Regions from separate parts of the Mus musculus genome. Here region 2 is linked to region 1. The links are chromatin contacts, found by POLR2A ChIA-PET in ENCODE. All regions are on one chromosome and are shown on one strand. The core of a region is the stretch at or near the end of the contact, and the rest is flanking DNA. Distances in the headings are between cores, read along the strand shown.

Region 1 (2,730 bases), core at 90-2,589:
AGGCTAGCCTGGTCTGCAGATGGAGGATAGCCATTGAATCTGTGTCTCAAAACCAAACCACCACCACCACCAAGAACAAAAACAGGTTTCTGAAGTTGGATGACATTGAGTGAAATGGTTGTGTAAATTTAGAATAAGTTTTTGAAGTGCAAAATAATTATATAAGGAAAGAGAAGTTTACAAAGTTTTTGAAAACAGAATCGTCCTTTTTTTTTAAAAAAAATATATTTTGGAAATTAGCTCCTTCATGTTGCCTGTGTGAAGAATGCTTTGAAACTAAACAGCCAATTATCAGTTTTCAACTAGTGTTGTATTTCTAAGAGATGGATGGACCAGCCCAGGGTATTTGAAACAAAACGGAATGGAGGAGATAATTCTAGAATTTTAAAGACTCTAATTCTGGGCTTCATGACCAACCTGTACCACACAGAGAGGAAAAAATTCAGTCGAGGCCAGGTCATGGTTGCAGACATTCAGTAGGTTGGGCAGACTGAGTTCAAAGTTAGTCTCTAGCAGATAGGTGGTAGCACACAGCCTTGATCCCAGCACTCAGGAGGCAGAGGCAGGGATATCGCTGTGAGCTCCATGATGGGAAGGGCTCTGCAAAGAAACCAAGTCTCGAAAAGCAAAACAAAACAAAACAAAACGGTAGTCTTTGTAGCCGTGGGCTACATAATGAGCTCTAGGGTAGTCTGAGTTGCATAACAAAGCCCTGTCTAGAAATCAAGGTTTGTTATGTCCAAGGCTGGGCTTCATCACAGCACCGCCAAACAAGTGAATTTTCATTTATCAGGTGCGTGTGCCGCAGACTCTTGAAAGTCAGCTAGGCAGGAAAGGACACAAGAAGTTGAGTCTGGAGTTCAGGGCCTTCAAAAGATGGGCATAGAGCCCAACTGTCTGCCCAAAATTGTCATGCTGGGCAGAAGTGGCACGCGCCACTCAGCAGGCAGAGAGGCAGGAGCATCTCTGGGTTTGAGGTCAGCCTGGTCTACAGAGCAAGTTCCAGGACGGACATACGGACTGACAGACAGACAGTCTTGGGGATGAACGCATTTGCAAGTAGGGGATTATGAGGAGAAAAGGACACAGAACAGGCCACCGGAATAATCCAAGTTTTCCCTTCTGTCAGCGCTGAGGGAACCCTGAGGAGATGCGGAGACCAAGGCCCAAACACCTCAGGACTCAGCCACTAGAGAGAACCCGCTTGGCTCGCCGGCCCTGCAGCTCCTCAGGAGACTCCAGTGCCTTCGACCTGGCTATGTTGCCACCTCTGGAATAAGACTCACCTGCACTGCAGGACCCGCGTGGGCTACAGAGGGCCTCCTGCGCACGCGCACTCTCCCAACTGTCGGGCGCGCGCGGGGTCTGCCGGGACCGCAGCCCTTCTGTCACCAGGGCAACCAGTCTCACCTATATAGTGCTGTTTGCTCCCGCAAGGCAAAGAGATGGAGATTCTTTTGCTTTTGCTGTTATCTAATCCAAGACAATATCTGTATGAAAAAAATTTCAATTTCTGCTGGTGGAAATGCGAAATAGCGTCGTAAACTTCGGAAACTGTGGTAGCCTCTCAAACGGCTAATTCCAAGAGAATTGAAAATATGCATCCACAGAAAATCTTGTATATGTAAATTCATACTATTACTCAAAATTGCCCCGAAGTGAATGTCTTGACTTCCAACTAGCGTCAAACAGCTGTGGTATAGCAACACAAAACAACACTATATTCCCTTGAATTAAAAAGAGAATTAAGGGATAGCACAATACTATGGCTTTTGAGTGCACTGTGCAAGAGGAAAGGCACAAAGTCATATGTTGTATGTTGCCATTCATGTATGAAATAGGATAGGCAAACATGAATACAAATTTATGATTACCTAGGGCTTGGTAAAGCAGTGAAAAGTGATTGATAATGAGTAGGGGACTTCCCCCCTAAAATGTAGTAAAATACACATAACAAAATGTACCATTTTAGCCATTCTTGAGTGGAAGCTGAATGTCATAGAACTGTAACACTGTTTCCAGTACATAATTATCTTCCCCTAACTTTGTACCATTTAGTGATTCCCTAAGTTCCTGGCAATAACCATTCTGTCTTTAAAATTAGCTACTCCAGAACTCATAAATGGAACAAATACAGCATTTATTGTCTTGTGCCTTTTATTCTACTTCATAAAATGTCCTTAAGGCTCATCCATGTTGTAGGATGTTAGAATGGTCTTCATTTGTAGTATTCCATTCCATGGATTCTTTTCTTGGTGCTGGGAACTGACACTGAACCTCCAGGCCCTATCGGTTGTTTGTGAGGTAATGGAGATATCCTAAAGTTGAATAAATTCTGAAGAAAGTCTGTCATTTGTTGATTTTGAGACAGGGTCTTTCTACTATAACCCAGGATAGCCTTACATATACCTTGTAGTCCAGGCTGGCTGTGAACTCAGTTCATAGCATAGGCAAGTCTTCAATTCACAATTTTGCCTCAGCTTTCAAGTATATTTAGGTACTTATAGGTACATTTCACTATATCAGGCATTTTAAAATGGATGAATTCTATAGTATAAGAATTAAAGATCATAGAAGCTTTACCAAACAACAAAAGCACTAAAATTTGGACTAGCTCAAGTGTACTACTTGGCAAAGTAGGCCTTCTTCCTCTTCAGGGGTAAAGGTTTCAGTTAAGAAATACTATGTAACATATTGCCCCACAGCTGTAGCCACATGTACCAGCACGTT
Region 2 (2,850 bases), core at 348-2,847, 35 kb before region 1:
TTTGCTGGGTAGTTTGATGTCAGTTTGACACATGCTATAGAGGAGGGTCCCTCAATTGAGAAACTGCTAACATAAGACTAGGCTGTATGCAAACCTATAGGGCATTTTCTTAATTAGTGGTTAATGAGGAAGGCACAGGATGAGCCAAAGAATGAGAAGGAGCCAGAAGATGAGAACAGATCGCCAGAGTTAGTTTGAGGCCAAGGAGAGTAAAAAGTCAGAGGCTGAGAGAGAAGCCAGCTCTTTGTAGGTGAGGATACCCCTGGGCCAGGGATCCTGAGACGCAAGCTGAGAAGGCATGAGATAAGCCAGTAAGCTTCACCCCTCCATGACCTCTGCATTGGTTTCTGTACTGCTTGAGTTCCTATTTTGACTTCCTTCAGTGATGAATAGTGGCTTAGAATGCTAAATCAAATGAGCCCTTTCCCTCCCCAATTTGCTTTTGGTTGTGGTGTTTCATCATGACCATTAAGTTCAACAATAGTAACTCTAACACATTAGGTGACTACTTTCTTTTTTTTTTAAAGATATATTTATTTATTTTTATGTATGTGAGTACACTTTAGCTTTCTTCAGACACACCAGAAGAGGTCATTGGATCTCATTACAGATGGTTGGGAGCCACCATGTGGTTACAGGGATTTGAACTCAGGACCTCTGGAAAAGCAGTCAGTGCTCTTAACTAGCTGAGCTGTCTCTCCAGCCCGGTGACTACTTCATGACTAAGAAAAATTCTATTACTATTACAAATCAAACTCATTAACAGCTTCTCCTTTTTTTCTTTCTTTCTTTCTTTTTTTTTTTTTCTTTCTTCTTTAGGTTTTTTCGAGACAGGGTTTCTCTGTGTAGCCCTGGCTGACCTGGAACTCACTCTGTAGACCAGGCTGGCCTCGAACTCAGAAATCCGCCTGCCTGGGATTTAAGGGAATAAGTGCTGGGATTAAAGGTGTGCGCCACCACGCCCTGCACGCTCCTTTTTTTCTGACAATCAATTTTTATCTCTCTTTCTGTGAGTGTGTCCGTGTGCTTGCTGCTTCCAGAACACTAACTCTAATGGAGCTGCTGTGGGCTGGGGATGTCTTAGCAGTTAAGAACACTGACTGTTCATCCAGAGGACCCAGGGTTAGATTCCCAGCACTCATATTGTAAGTTGGGTCACATATAACCCCAGTTCCAGGGCATCTGACACTCTCTACTGAACTCTGTCAGTACCAGGTTCTCGGGCGAGGCACACATGGCTAGCGTGCAGGCCAAACACCCATACATATAAAATACATCTTAGAAAAAAAAAATTAAATAGTTTCTAATACCAACGGTTTTTAAACACTGAAGTAGGTGAGGATGTAGAAGACCCAGCAAACATAAGGACCTGGACTGGGAGACTGTCCTATTTTAAGGCATTATTCATTACTTGAAAAATCAATTAAAAAGCTCTAGCGGAAGTATTCGCACTAATTCCCACAACCTGCTCCCTCCGCCCCACTAGAAACACAGAGCCGGAAGAGGAGGGGGTGAAGGCGAGCACGCAGAAGAGGGCTGGCCGGAAGAGGCGGGGCCTACAGGAGCGCCTTAGGGTCGCGCACGCTGGGCCACTTCCTTTCTCGGCAGCGCCGTAGAGCGCGAGCAGACGGTGCAGCATGGCGCACAGCGGAGGCCGCGGGCGGCCGAACCCGGCGTGTCCTTGGGCGTTTCCAGGTGCGAATCCTGCGGTCTGCTTAACCCCGTGTGTGCGGAGAGGGCTTCCTTGTTGGCGGCGTCCGTCTCTAGCCGGGTACGGGGGCCCCATGGCTCCCGGGTTCGGTGTGGCCCTTGGCCCGCTGTGAGCGGCGGGGCGCGTTCCCAATGGTCTCCAAATCTTAACCGAGATTAGTTATAAGGCCTGCTCCTCTGGACGCTTCGAAGTGCGGGCACAAGCGGCCGCTTCTGGCGGCAGCTTTCATCTGGGCCTGCACCCTGGCGGGAGCCCCTTTGTATCCCCAAGAAAAGCCACCATGCGGTCTGTTTCAGGCTTCCTAAGTGAGTAATCCATAGGAAATTTTACAGAGGCGGAAAAGTACTGCTTCTAAGATGTTAAGACCGCCAATTTTAGGCTTTTTTTTTTTTTTGGCTTTTTTTTTTTTTAAAGATTAATAGTTTGATCTGAAGTATTGGCATCACTCTAAAAAGCTTGTATTCATGGATCAACCCTGTAAGTACGATCTAAAGTTGGAGCAAAATTTTCAAACTATTTGAAAGCCACGCAGGGTGGGGATGCTGGCAAAAGAAGGTGGTGGTAAGTTCTGAAGCGTGTGGATACAAAAGAACACTACATTTCAGGCCTGCATGTTATACTTTACTGTTGGTATCTGTAAGCCAAATTGGGTACTCTGGATTTCTGTAAACTCAGCGTTTCAAATATGAAAATGATTAAGGATTTCTCATCGGTTTGCAGGTGATAAGTCATCACCAGTAATCGGTTCAATCATTCATTCTCTGATTTGTGACTCTGGCCATGCCGTTTCCTGTTCTAATGTCCCAGTGATGGTCTGCACAATTGCATATATGCCTCAAGCTTTTCCGTGCAAGCACCAAGACTGAGAAGCCAAGGCTTGGTACTCAGTCCTTTAAGTTAGTACTGGCAGTGAAGGGCGTGAGTAAAATGTTTTTCTGTCTGTGATGGACGGATGATGGGACAGGAACTGAAGCACCACAGGAACCTGGAGTTAGCGGATGCCGAAGCCATGGAGGATGCTATTAGCTTACGCTTTGGTTCTTAGAGAACACAGGGCCTCCAGCCCAGGGGAGGTGGCTGCCCCCTTACCCCAGTCACTGATTATGAAAATGCCTTACAGGCGTGCTTGTCCACAGCCC

What was found. ChIA-PET counts read pairs that join two places held with the same protein, here RNA polymerase II (POLR2A).
Region 2: POLR2A ChIA-PET joins it to region 1 with 27 read pairs in embryonic stem cell. The contact joins the promoter of Snhg6 here to the promoter of Mcmdc2 in region 1. POLR2A ChIA-PET finds 5 or more read pairs at or near these places in 4 of 5 experiments (Patski and embryonic stem cell).

The regions. Positions count from the first base shown.
Region 1 is chr1:9,907,247-9,909,976 of GRCm38, reverse strand. Mcmdc2 (minichromosome maintenance domain containing 2) reads right to left here and starts at 1,339. Exons shown (of 15, transcript NM_177722.3): 1 at 1,287-1,339.
Region 2 is chr1:9,942,865-9,945,714 of GRCm38, reverse strand. Snhg6 (small nucleolar RNA host gene 6) reads left to right here and starts at 1,597. Exons shown (of 4, transcript NR_024067.2): 1 at 1,597-1,695. It also overlaps a transcript of Mcmdc2 not described here.